Regions from separate parts of the Homo sapiens genome. Here regions 1, 3 and 4 are each linked to region 2. Evidence: chromatin contacts called from ENCODE Hi-C or POLR2A ChIA-PET data. All regions are on one chromosome and are shown on one strand. The core of a region is the stretch at or near the end of the contact, and the rest is flanking DNA. Distances in the headings are between cores, read along the strand shown. Region 1 holds the start of E2F2 (E2F transcription factor 2). Region 2 holds the start of RCAN3 (RCAN family member 3). Region 3 holds the start of MDS2 (myelodysplastic syndrome 2 translocation associated). Region 4 holds the start of GALE (UDP-galactose-4-epimerase).

Region 1 (2,700 bases), core at 103-2,602, 970 kb before region 2:
CCACTACACTTTGGGCCCTCTCTGGCAACGAGCCTGGGAGCTTGAGGAGAGAGCAGCCAATCTGAACAGAACCCAAGGGGGCTGCCCACATTTGTATCTGCTACATGGCTGTCTGGGAGGGAAGACTGGGCCTGGGGGAGGACCTAGGGCAGATACTTGGGGCTATCTCAGGAGCTGGCTGGACAATTTGGAGTCTGTCCATGGCAGATTGGATGTGAGAGACCCACTAGACCTATCCCTCTGTCTTACCAAAGTCCCACAGTGTCCCCAGGCCATACTCTTTGCCTGGACAATAGCAGGCACCCAGTACTGGTTTCTGGCCAAACAATGAAGTAATGAATGAATGGCGGCAACGCTGGCTGCATGGACTTCCCCAAGGTCACACAGTGCACTGGGAGTAGTGAGTTGGGTCTCCCTCCAGACTCGCAATCCAGTGCTCATTCCACTCCACTAGAATGGATGAGATTATTTCATCCAAAGTCTGAAAATGAAGGGGTCTTCTACTCAGATATTGGGGGCACTGGGTCCTGGAAACTGAAAGCTCATCTTCCCTCTTCCCAAAACTCTACCTGCTCCACTCAAACTGGATCTCAGGCACCCCTCCCTCCTTTCCCACACCTGGAAAAGCATAGGGGGAAGCGGTGGGGGCCCCCAGCATTACCGGCAGCCGGCCTGCCGGCAGGCATCGCACAACTTGGCCCTCGGGTCCGTGGGGAGTGGCGTCGAGGCAGGTGCCTGGCGCCGCTGCGGGAGGCGCCGTCTGCGGGTACAGCGGTGTGTAGTAGGTAGCAGTAGCTGGGCAGAGCTGGGGGCTGCTGAGGCCGGATGGCCACAGCTCTGTGGGGCTCATCGCGGGCACCACCTTCGGGGTCTGCCCAGCGGCCGAAGCCAAGGCCCGGGGCCCTTGCAGCATAGCGAGTAAGGCGCCCCCTACCCAAAAGGGCTTGGCGCGCCCGCGGACACCTGCGGGTTCCGGTGCTGCCGCCTTTCACACGGCCCGCGGCATGGCGCGGAGGCCGGGGGAAGCCGCCAATGGACGCCTGCGGGGCAAGGCCGGACCCTCCCCTCCTGGCCCGCGGCCGAGCAGAGAGCAGCGCTTAGAGATCGCCGCTTGGAGATCGCCCGGCGGCTGCGGTGGTGGCACTGCCAGGGGCTGTCTCGTCCCGAGGGCACCGCGACCCGGGACGCCCCGCGCTCCCCAAGGCCTCGGCACCTGGGGTCCGGCCGGCTCTGGGGAGGGGTCCCCGGCGTGCCCTCAAGCTCGGCGGAGACGCGATGCGCTGGGATGGGGAGGGGGGTCTCGACTGCACCGACTTCCTTGCGGCTCGCTCTCTAGTCCTTGAGTCTTTCTCTGCCTCTTTTTTTTCTTCTTTTTTTTTTTTTTTTAGCGCCAAACGTCGTGCCGCGAAATTCGGATCTCCCGCGGAAAATGCCGCGCTCCGGTTGGCTGCTGCGACAGTACAGGCTCCACCCCCCCCCCCCCCCCCGGAAAGAACGCGTCCTCGAGGCGGCGATTGCAACACTAGCTTCGCTGCTTAAAGGGGCAGCCACACCTGCTGTTGGTGCCGCCAGCCGCCGGCCGCGCTAGTTAGCAGCCGGCGAGACGGAGACAGAGGGTGGTTCCGGGATTCACAGTGCAGAGGCGGCCAGAGCAGTGCACAGCGCCCCGAGAAATGGGCCCGGATTCCCTGGGATTGAAGGGAAACATTTTGGCGCGGGGTCCCAGCCTGAGCCCAGACCCAGCAGTGTATTCCCCAGGCCACAGGCCCTTTTGTTAGTTTGCATTGTTGCTTAGCTAGCACATGTGCATTCATATCCCCTTTCCTGCTAAAATGAAGGCCAGGAACCTGTTCCCTTTAATGGCAGAGGGGTGAGGGACGGAGGCAAACTAGTCTACTTCTTTGTAGGGAAAACTAACATCTATTCAGCGCCTACAGGATGCCAGGCACCATGCTAGATCCTTACAAGCGTTGTTTTAGTTAATTTATTCCAACAATCCTGGGAAGAGGAATGATGATCCCCATGATAAAGACTGACAGTCTGAAAGGCTGGGTAACTTGCCCAAGGTCATACAGAGAGATTCCCTGATTTGAGAGCTGGCAACAGAATCTGGGACAGGTCCCAGCTCTGGAGCCCTTGTTTTTCCAGTTAAGGGGTTCTTCTACTCTCCCAAGCTGCCTGGGGGCACAGCAGGGTCAGAGTCCCACTGCAGAGCTTTGTCTTGTTCACAGTTGTATTATTAGGACCCAATACTCAGTAAATGTTTGAACATCTCTAGGTTTCTTTTAAACAATCCTTTTGTCACAAGAGCCTCTCTGCCTCATTCAAAAACCTTCATTGCTGATAATACATTCCTCATCACTCCGGTTTAGAGAGGCTCAGAGAAGCAAACTTGGGTAGTGAGTGGTAAAAAGTTGCTAGAAGCTGCTGCTAGATTTCAGGTCTGATTTCTTGCCTGGTGCTGTGTGATTTTTATGCAAGTCTGAGCCTTGGCATTCAAAGCCCTCCAGAGACAGTCCACAGCTTAATTCCTCATTAGATGGTTGAGGCCAAGGTGGCAATAACCCATGATGATTAAGAGCCCAGGCTTTGTAGCCAACAGCCCCGAATTCAAACCCAGGCCCAGACACTTTATTATTCATTGTGTGACCAAGGCAAATTTTGTAAATTCTCTGATCCTTGATCCTTGATTTTCTCCTC
Region 2 (2,760 bases), core at 3-2,502:
TCTTCCTGCCCCATGATGCAGGCGCTGAGTGCCTTTGATGTTAAGCTTCACTGTGCCTCACTTTGCCTCTGAAAGGTCTTGAGTGGGTAATGAGAGCTGATTTTCTTCTAACTGCACATTCCTTTTTTTTTTTTTTTTTGAGACGGAGTCTTGCTATGCTGTCCAGGCTGGTCTCAGACTCCTGGCCTCAACCGATCCTCCCACCTCTGCCTCCTGAGTTAGCTGGGACTACGGGTGCGCACCACTGCGTGACTGCGCGTCCTTGTAGGTGGGAGATGAGCCCAGTTATTTTCCCTGCTGTGTGACCCTGCTTCCTTCTCTGCCGGCTAAGGGAAGAGACACCAGCTGCCTTCCAAGTTGGGCTCAGGAGCTTTGTCATCATAGTTGTTATTGGTGGTAATAATACCTGCCAATGTAAGCCTCGGTCCTATCACTGAAACTCGCTCAACAGCTTAGACCCCGGCTCTTCCCTTTGCGTAATAGTTGTAATCATGTCCCATGGTCTCCTAAGGCGTCGGAGACAAGCAAGACTGCGTGGAAGGGTTTTTACACGAAAAAGAAAGCATTAAACATGTGGATTGTATGACAACGGTAGATAGGGCATAGGGTGAAGAGGAGTAAGAGGAGGAGGGAGAGCGGGAGGAGGGAGAAGAGCACGAGTGGGGAGGAGAGGAGGGGAGGGGATGGGAGGGGAGGGGAAGGAGTGGGTAAGGGGAAGAGGGTTGTACCCGCCAGGGCGGGACCCAGCCTGTGCCGTCCCACACCTTGTGCTAGCTCCAGCTCAGCTACCTGCGGCCGCCTCTCCTCGGGCAATGAGGCGCCGGGAAGCCCACAGCATCTGATAATATCCGGGCCGCCGGTTGCCGGGAGGTGAACCGAGGTAAACTCGCCGCGCGCGGGGCGCAGTGTACATAGTAACCAGCCCTGAGTAAACGTTCGTCATATTCCTATGAGCTGCTCCGGGGACTGTCCTACGGGGCTAGCAGGAAAAGGAGATCGGCTCTCTCCGCTCCCGGTGGAAAACGAGAAGGTCGCCAGAGGTCCTGTTTTCGGGGTGATCTAAAGCCCCCGCCCCAGCGCTACAGCCCAAGCCCCCCACAGGCTGGGGACCAGGAACCCGGAGGAGCGGGAGGAGGGCGCGCGCGGCGAGACACCCCCACCCCGGCCCCCGCGCGCCCCCGCCCCGGTCCCCGCCCGGGTCCCCGCCTTGTCCTGGGCTCTGGCGCCTGCGCCGCCGTGCGCGCGCCCTGCCAGAACAGGAGGGGACGAGGCGGGCGCGCGGCGCCGGCAGCCTAGCTCAGCCGGGACACCGCCCTAGTCCCAGCCCAGGGGGCCGCTCTCGCCGGCGTCGAGGGCGTGGCGGCGAGGCTGCTGCTGCAGGCGGCTCCCGGCTCTGCCTTCGGCCCCGCCCGCCGCCCACCAGGCTCCCAGAGGCCCCGCAGCTCGCGCCGTCCGGCTCCCCGCAGCCCCGTCGGGCAGCCCGGGCCCGTCCGCTGCCCTCCCGGCTCCCGTCCTGCGGCGGCGGGGCGTGCAGGTGAGGCCCCACGGCGCCCGGCCTCTCCAGCAGGTTTGCACCCAGCGCGGGGCGGGGCGGGGCGGGGCGGGTGGGGGGGGTGGTGCATGAAAAGTTAAAAAAAAAAAAAAAAAAAAAAAAGCCGCCCCGAGAAGTCCGGGAGGGGTGGGCACTCCGAGCCGCGGGACCGGGAGATGCTACCGCGCGCGACCTCGCCTCCCGCGACCTCGCCTCCCGCCGCACCCTTCTCGCGCGCGGGGTCTAGTCTGGCAGCCTCGAGGGTGGTGTCCCGGAAAACAAAACAAAAATGTTTTGTCTTCTCCACCAACGATTTTCTCCCACCAAGTGTGTTTGACCTTTTGAAAAGCCGACAGGCCCAGCCTGCCTGTGAAGGCAGGAGCGGTGTAGGGGCGCCTGGAAGGTGGAAGCCCCCTGTCTTTCTCCCTTGCCCCGCTTCCCCCACGGTGCGTGGATCACCATCGCATTAGTGACTCCCTAACTTCTTGAAACTTGTCTGTCTGCTTCTGTCCGCCGCCTGGACAGGTAGGGCAGGAGTGATCTGTTCCAGGTTGATTCTTCTAGCTTCCGTGCAAAATCTGATCATCTCCTTTAGAGATTAGGATTCTAGTGTAGGAAGCAATCCAGATCCGTGTTTCAGATACAAACAAGGATTATTTAAAGTGATGTTTTCCTGTAGTGCTGAAAGCCAAAAATATTCGCTTCCACTTGTTGGAAGCCACCAAGTACACCACATTTATTTGAACTTTTCATAGAAGTCTCTGATGTACTATTTGGCAAAAGAAGCAATTGATTTATCTGTAGCTGTGATTACATACGATGTAAAGTAATTTGTTTTAAGACTATTTCATTGGCTTTGGTTCAATATCTTAAACTCTGTAAACACATAATTCAGGAGCCAGATATGCATCACACAAATGTGTTCTTTTTGGTGGGGATTTAAATTGATCTAGAAATGGGCTTTCCATCCAGGAAGACTGTGAAAAGCTTGAAAACTGAGTCTCTTCTTTAGCCAGGTCATCAGCTTTACATTTTACTGCATTGGCAAGCCTTGCCTTTTCTTTTCTCTTCTCTTCTCTTTTCTTCTTTTTGAGACAAGGCCTCGCTCTGTCATCCAGCTGAAGTGCAGTGGTGCAAACACAGCTCACTGCAGCCTCAACTTCCCAGGATCAAGCGATCCTCCCACCTCTCAGCGTCCTGAGTAGCTGGGACTACAGATGCCGGCTAAT
Region 3 (2,700 bases), core at 121-2,620, 880 kb before region 2:
GATAATGATAGGGATGATGGTGATGGTGATGATGATGGTGATGATGGGGATGATGGTGATGGTGATGATGGTGATGTTGATGGTGATGGTGATGATGGTGATGGGGATGATGATGATGGTGATGGTGATGGTGATGATGATGGGGATGATGATGATGGTGATGTTGGGGATGATGATGATGGTGGTGATGGTGATGATGATGGGGATGATGATGATGGTGATGATGATGATGGGGATGATGATGGTGGGGATGATGGTGATGGGGATGATGGTGATGGGGATGATGATGATGGGGATGATGGTGATGATGGGGATGATGATGGTGGGGATGATGGTGATGGGGATGATGGTGATGGGGATGATGATGATGGGGATGATGGTGATGGTGATGATGATGATGGGGATGATGATGATGGGGATGATGATGGGGATGATGAGGATTCTGTTGTGTGATATTGGGGGAGTCAGTGAATGACATTTTCCATGTCTGTCAAATAAGGGTGTTGGACCAAATGATCTGTGAAGGTCCATCGAGGTCTGATGTTCTAGAATTTTCTAGTTTAAGTGCTCTCTTCCTCCTTTCAGCCTGGGTTACCCTCTTCCCTGCAATTTTGGTGCTCCCTAGTGATGTGTGATGAGAGATGGAGTATTATAGTAGAGACAAAACTGATGTGGAGTCAGGAGGCCCGAGGTTCCAGCGGCACCATTTATAGTGGAGTCTTCATCATGGTGCATTTAACTTACACACATTTTTTTTTTCTCTTTGAGACAGGGTCTTGCTCTGTCACCCAGGCTGGGGTGCAATGGCGTGATCTCGGCTCACTGCAACCTCCACCTCCTGGGCTCAAGTGATTCTCATGCCTCAGCCTCCCAAGTAGCTGCGGTTATAGATGTGCACCACCACGCCCGGCTAATTTTTGTATTTTTCACAGAGACGGTGTTTCACCAGGTTGCCCAGGCTGGTCTCGAACTCCCGGCCTCAAGTGATCTGCCCACCTTGGCCTCCCAAAGTGCTGGGATTACGGGCGTGAGCCACTGCACCCAGCCTAATTTACACACATTTAAACACGCGTGTAAAGGGAGGGGAGAGAGAGAGAGAGCACGTTGTGCATGAATCACTGCTACAGAGTCACACTCCAATTCCACTTGGTGAGCACTCACCCCTTGAGAGGGAATGTGACCTGCCAGGTTCCCCCCGCCGGTCCAAGTTCCTGCACTTCCAGCCTCATGTGGGCTCTCATCATGCTGAGTGTGATCCTGCTGTTCAAATGGTTTTTATGTGGTGTGGCCCCAGATACAAGCCAACCATTTCACCTGTGGTGAGCGGAAGGCGCAGCTATCTATAACACCTGAGAAAAAAAGAACCTGCTGTACTAGCTGTCAGCTGCTGGAGACCTTGCTTTCTGTTTCACTGGGAAACAGAAGCAATCAGAAGGAAACTTCCTCAGACTCCACCTCTCCCTTCACTCCCGCCTGTATCCGTGCCTGTTACCTGGACGCCTTGTGGAACTTGAATTCTACGCCCTCCACTGGGACACTGCCCTTCATCCTCTCTCACCTCCTCCAGGACAACAGTGAGCAATTCCTTGCGTCTCTCCCACAGCTCCAGGGGTCCCCCTCTTCTGCTGGCTCATTCACATCACCACACAATCGGCTGCAGTTCTTCCAATTGTACACACACACACACACATGCACAAGCCCATGCACACACACCCCCACACCCACACCGTCATATTTCTTTGCTCCCCCTTCCAGGAAAACATCTCAGTGTTTTCTGAATTGACCATCTTCATCCCTCCTTCCTTTTCTCTCTCCAGCTCTCTCTGTGGGGCTTTCACCCCCATCGCTCCACTGAAACTGCTCTTGTCAAGGTCATCGATGACCTCCCGCTGACAAACTCAACTGTCCCATCTCTACACCCCAAACTGACCCATCAGGAATAGCATGAGCTCCACCTTCCAAAGCTTCCGCAATCTCACCGTCTCCACCGTTACTACCTGTGTCCGAGGCACCACTGTTTCTTGCCTGGAGTTGTGTAAGAGCCTCTCAGTGACGTTCCCTGCTTTCTTTCTTTTTTTTTTTTTTTTTTTTTGAGACGGAGTCTTGCTGTCGCCCAGGCTGGAGTGCCGTGGCGCCATCTCCTCTCACTGCAAGCTCCGCCTCCCGGGTTCACGACATTCTCTTGCCTCAGCCTCCCGCGTAGCTGGGAATACAGGCGCCCGCCACCTCGCCCGGCTAATTTTTTGTATTTTTAGTAGAGACGGGGTTTCACCGTGTTAGCCAGGATGGTCTCGATCTCCTGACCTCGTGATCCGCCCACCTCGGCCTCCCAAAGTGCTGGATTACAGGCGTGAGCCACCGCGCCCGGCCAATTTTTTTTTTTTAGACGGAGTCTCGCTCTGTTGCCCAGGCTGGAGGGCAGCTCGCTCCAAGCTCCGCCTCCTGGGTTCACACCATTCTCCTGCCTCAGCCTCCCGAGTAGCTGGGACTACAGGCGCCCACCACCACGCCTGGCTAATTTTTTTTATTTTTATTTTTAACAGAGACGGGATTTCACCGTGTTAGCCAGGATGGTCTCGATCTCCTGACCTCGTGATCCGCCTGTCTCGACCTCCCAAAGTGCTGGGATTACAGGTGTGAGCCACCGTGCTGGGCATCCCTGCTTTCATCCTAGCACTCCCTGCTGCCTTTATACCCCAT
Region 4 (2,700 bases), core at 201-2,700, 700 kb before region 2:
CCCGCCACAGCAGAGCTGGGGAGACCTGACACACAGGCACCTTATTTTCTAGTTCCACTTGCCTTGGAGTTGGAAAAGATGGAATCTGAGGATCCACACTTCTTTGTCCAAGGTGACTGAGGACTGGAGAGTCCTGGGCAGAAGGAAAATGGCAGCACGATTGGGACTCCAGGGTCGCAGGAAGGGGTTCTGTCTGCTCAGACCCAGGCTTGTCCAATGCCTCCGCCTTCGCTAGGTGTAAACTGGCTCCTGGGCGCAGTGACTAATACCTCCTGCTCTAGGCGGCCCCCACCCCCTTTCCCTCAAGGGTCAGCTGGGAGGAAGCAGGAAATAGATCACATGGCCTCAAGGGTGAGGTCCTTTGCCAGGCAGGCTGAGGCCAGCTCAGGGGCAACCACACCGTGGTTGGTCCTGGAGGGGGCCCCACCCCAACCCCCGCTCAGCCTCTGCCCATGCCAGGGCCAGCCCGGTCACTCCTGGCTCAGAGTTAGGAATCCCGCCCAACTTAGGCTACTCTGGGTGGGCCGTGTAGACGTGGACTTGGCCAGGTGCGCACCTCCACCCTGAACAAACTCTGCGGGTAGTACGGGGAGGAAGCCCCAGACACTGAGGCCTTTCATTCCCAGCGACCGGGCCCGCTGCCGCCTTCCTCCACGCTGCCTCTATCCCCTTCTGGGCTCACGCAGCTCCAACCCACTTGACCAAGAGCCCTCTGCGTGCCAGGCTCCGTACCAGGCACTTTTGCATGATTTTCCTGAATTCCCCCAGCATCTCGGTGAGACAGGTGTTATCACTGGCACTTTACAGATACAGATACTAGGGCCAGAGAGGTGAAACAGTTGCCCTTCGGTCCCACAGCTGGCGACAGCGGGCTGGAATCTGGATCGCCAGGCTCGCAGCCCGGCCCTCTCCCCAGGCGGCTCGCCCTTCCCCCACCGCTGCCCGCTGGACTCTGCCCGCCGCGCCGAAGCCGCCCCCGCCCCCGCCCCGCGCCTGGCGCGGACCCCGAAAGTGGTCGCAGAGAGGCCCTGGGAAGCACGAAAGCTGGTCTGAGGCCGGCTGCGCCCCCGACAGCGGAGTGACCTTGCTCAGCCGTCGCCCACTCGGTTTTCCCAGTCTGTCTGTTGGAGGGAAGGGGAGCTAGGCCGTGGGCATACGAGGGCGGCTGGGTCTCAGGCTGGGCTTTGGGCTGTAGCGCGGAGCGGGGCCGAGCTAGGAGTCCTCAGGCCGGCAATGAATGAACCCCGGCCGCCCCAGCCCGGGCAGCGGGGAACTGGGACAAAGGGGGCGGGCCTGCCCTGGAGGGACGCTGCCAGGAACACGACCCGCCCCTCGGAAACTCCCTCGCTCCCCGCGGACTCCCCGGCCCCTCGCGAGCCCACCCGGCCCTTCATTCCGTCTCCCGAACCTGCTCGGGTTCCCGCGCCCCACGCTTGCTGCAGAGGCACCGCCTCCTACGCCCGAGCCGCGGGCCCTTTAAGTGCTGACGGCCCACTCCGGCCCCGACCCCGCCCCTCCACGCCCCCAAGGAAACATGTCACTCGGGTTACGGCCACTACGGGGAGGGCGGGAGGACAAAAGGCCTCCGCGCTGTGACGAAGACTGCGCAGCGCGCGCCCGCGGAAGGCGGAAGTGGGCGGTGCCACCCCGCGAGAGGCGCCGCCGGCGCCAGGTCCCAGTAGCGGGTGGGTCCTTGCCGGTGCCCCGGGTCCCCGCGCTAGCTCGTCCCAACCCCTGGAAGAGGGCTGCGCTTCCGAGGGGGCAGGGGGCAGAGGGTAGGGGGCCCACGCCTCCGCCCCACTCTGACCCGCAGGTTTTCAGACTTGCCGGTGTGTGCCAAACCATGAATTCAAAATCTTGAACTACCCGATCCCACGGGACTAAGGCAGGAGGGGGTCGCAGGGGGCCTGGTGCTGGAAGTCCAGTTTGCAAATAAACCAAGGAGCTGGAGGAAGCTGTCAGGCCACACTAGCGGTTCCAGCGCTCTTGGCTCTCAGCCCCCACCTGCCGGGAAGGGTCGGTCTGCACTCTGCCTTCCACGACGGCAGGTTAGAAAATGATTGTTTGTTTACAATGAAAAGTAGTAGAGCTAGAGAATAATATGCACAAAATGTGACATCCTGCGTGATGAAACCAGAGCAAAGGAGCCCTAAATGCAGGAGCGCACAGGTGTCCGCGCAGCCGGGAATCAGCCAGCGCCTGCCCGCAGAGTCCAGGGAACCGACAGGTGAGCGCTCCCGGGCCCGGGAGCGCCAGGGAGAGGCCGGGCCACCGAGGCCCAAAGCAGCAAGTGTGTCCTCAGGGGAGCTTGTGCAATAGCCCCAGTCACAGAGGCAAAGCTCAGAAACAACCCCGTCGGGTGTTCTGGCCAGCAACTGCCGCAAGCAGCCTCCTGAGTAAGCCCAAAACCACTGATTTCCAGTCACTATGGATTTGGGGCTCAGGTGGGGAAACAGGGAGGAAATCCAAAGATTAATAAACTAGTTCATAGTCTCCATTTTCCTCTCAGAGTGCAACATGGTAAAGTATTTTACTCCCCCACGCGCATGTATACACACAGCTGCACAACCGAATGCTGGAATTATGATGTGCCATTCAACCTTTAATTACATAAGCTGTTTTCAAAAATCACATTCAGCGTGGAGATTTTCCAGAGATGCTGGAGTTGGCAGACGGCCACCACGTAGCTCTCCACTTTCC

What was found. Hi-C counts contacts between places; a loop is a spot of excess contacts on that map. ChIA-PET counts read pairs that join two places held with the same protein, here RNA polymerase II (POLR2A). Pooled maps may share reads with other maps.
Region 1: a pooled map shows a loop between it and region 2 (10-fold over the local background). The contact joins the promoter of E2F2 here to the promoter of RCAN3 in region 2. A Hi-C loop is called at or near these places in 4 of 50 pooled maps. POLR2A ChIA-PET finds 5 or more read pairs at or near these places in 3 of 52 experiments (activated CD4-positive, alpha-beta memory T cell, activated T-cell and activated naive CD8-positive, alpha-beta T cell).
Region 3: a map of naive thymus-derived CD4-positive, alpha-beta T cell shows a loop between it and region 2 (5-fold over the local background). The contact joins the promoter of MDS2 here to the promoter of RCAN3 in region 2. A Hi-C loop is called at or near these places in 1 of 168 maps with a recorded cell type or tissue (naive thymus-derived CD4-positive, alpha-beta T cell).
Region 4: a loop to region 2 is called in a pooled map, with 4 times the contacts of the local background. The contact joins the promoter of GALE here to the promoter of RCAN3 in region 2. A Hi-C loop is called at or near these places in 5 of 50 pooled maps. POLR2A ChIA-PET finds 5 or more read pairs at or near these places in 3 of 52 experiments (CD4-positive, alpha-beta T cell, OCI-LY7 and activated T-cell).

What each region holds. Positions count from the first base shown.
Region 1 is chr1:23,529,881-23,532,580 of GRCh38, forward strand. It overlaps E2F2 (E2F transcription factor 2), which reads right to left and starts at 1,353. Exons shown (of 7, transcript NM_004091.4): 1 at 662-1,353. The coding sequence starts at 913. RefSeq lists silencers at 759-907, 1,445-1,584.
Region 2 is chr1:24,501,584-24,504,343 of GRCh38, forward strand. RCAN3 (RCAN family member 3) reads left to right here and starts at 1,253. Exons shown (of 5, transcript NM_013441.4): 1 at 1,253-1,567. RCAN3AS (RCAN3 antisense RNA) reads right to left here and starts at 799. Exons shown (of 2, transcript NR_144360.1): 1 at 765-799. RefSeq lists an enhancer at 1-38 and silencers at 642-814, 1,096-1,595.
Region 3 is chr1:23,625,964-23,628,663 of GRCh38, forward strand. It overlaps MDS2 (myelodysplastic syndrome 2 translocation associated), which reads left to right and starts at 1,371. Exons shown (of 6, transcript NR_167910.1): 1 at 1,371-1,574; 2 at 1,818-2,035; 3 at 2,544-2,634.
Region 4 is chr1:23,799,304-23,802,003 of GRCh38, forward strand. GALE (UDP-galactose-4-epimerase) reads right to left here and starts at 1,451. Exons shown (of 12, transcript NM_001008216.2): 1 at 1,409-1,451; 2 at 63-133. HMGCL (3-hydroxy-3-methylglutaryl-CoA lyase) reads right to left here. Exons shown (of 9, transcript NM_000191.3): 9 at 2,582-2,700. RefSeq lists silencers at 862-961, 1,012-1,491, 1,652-1,861.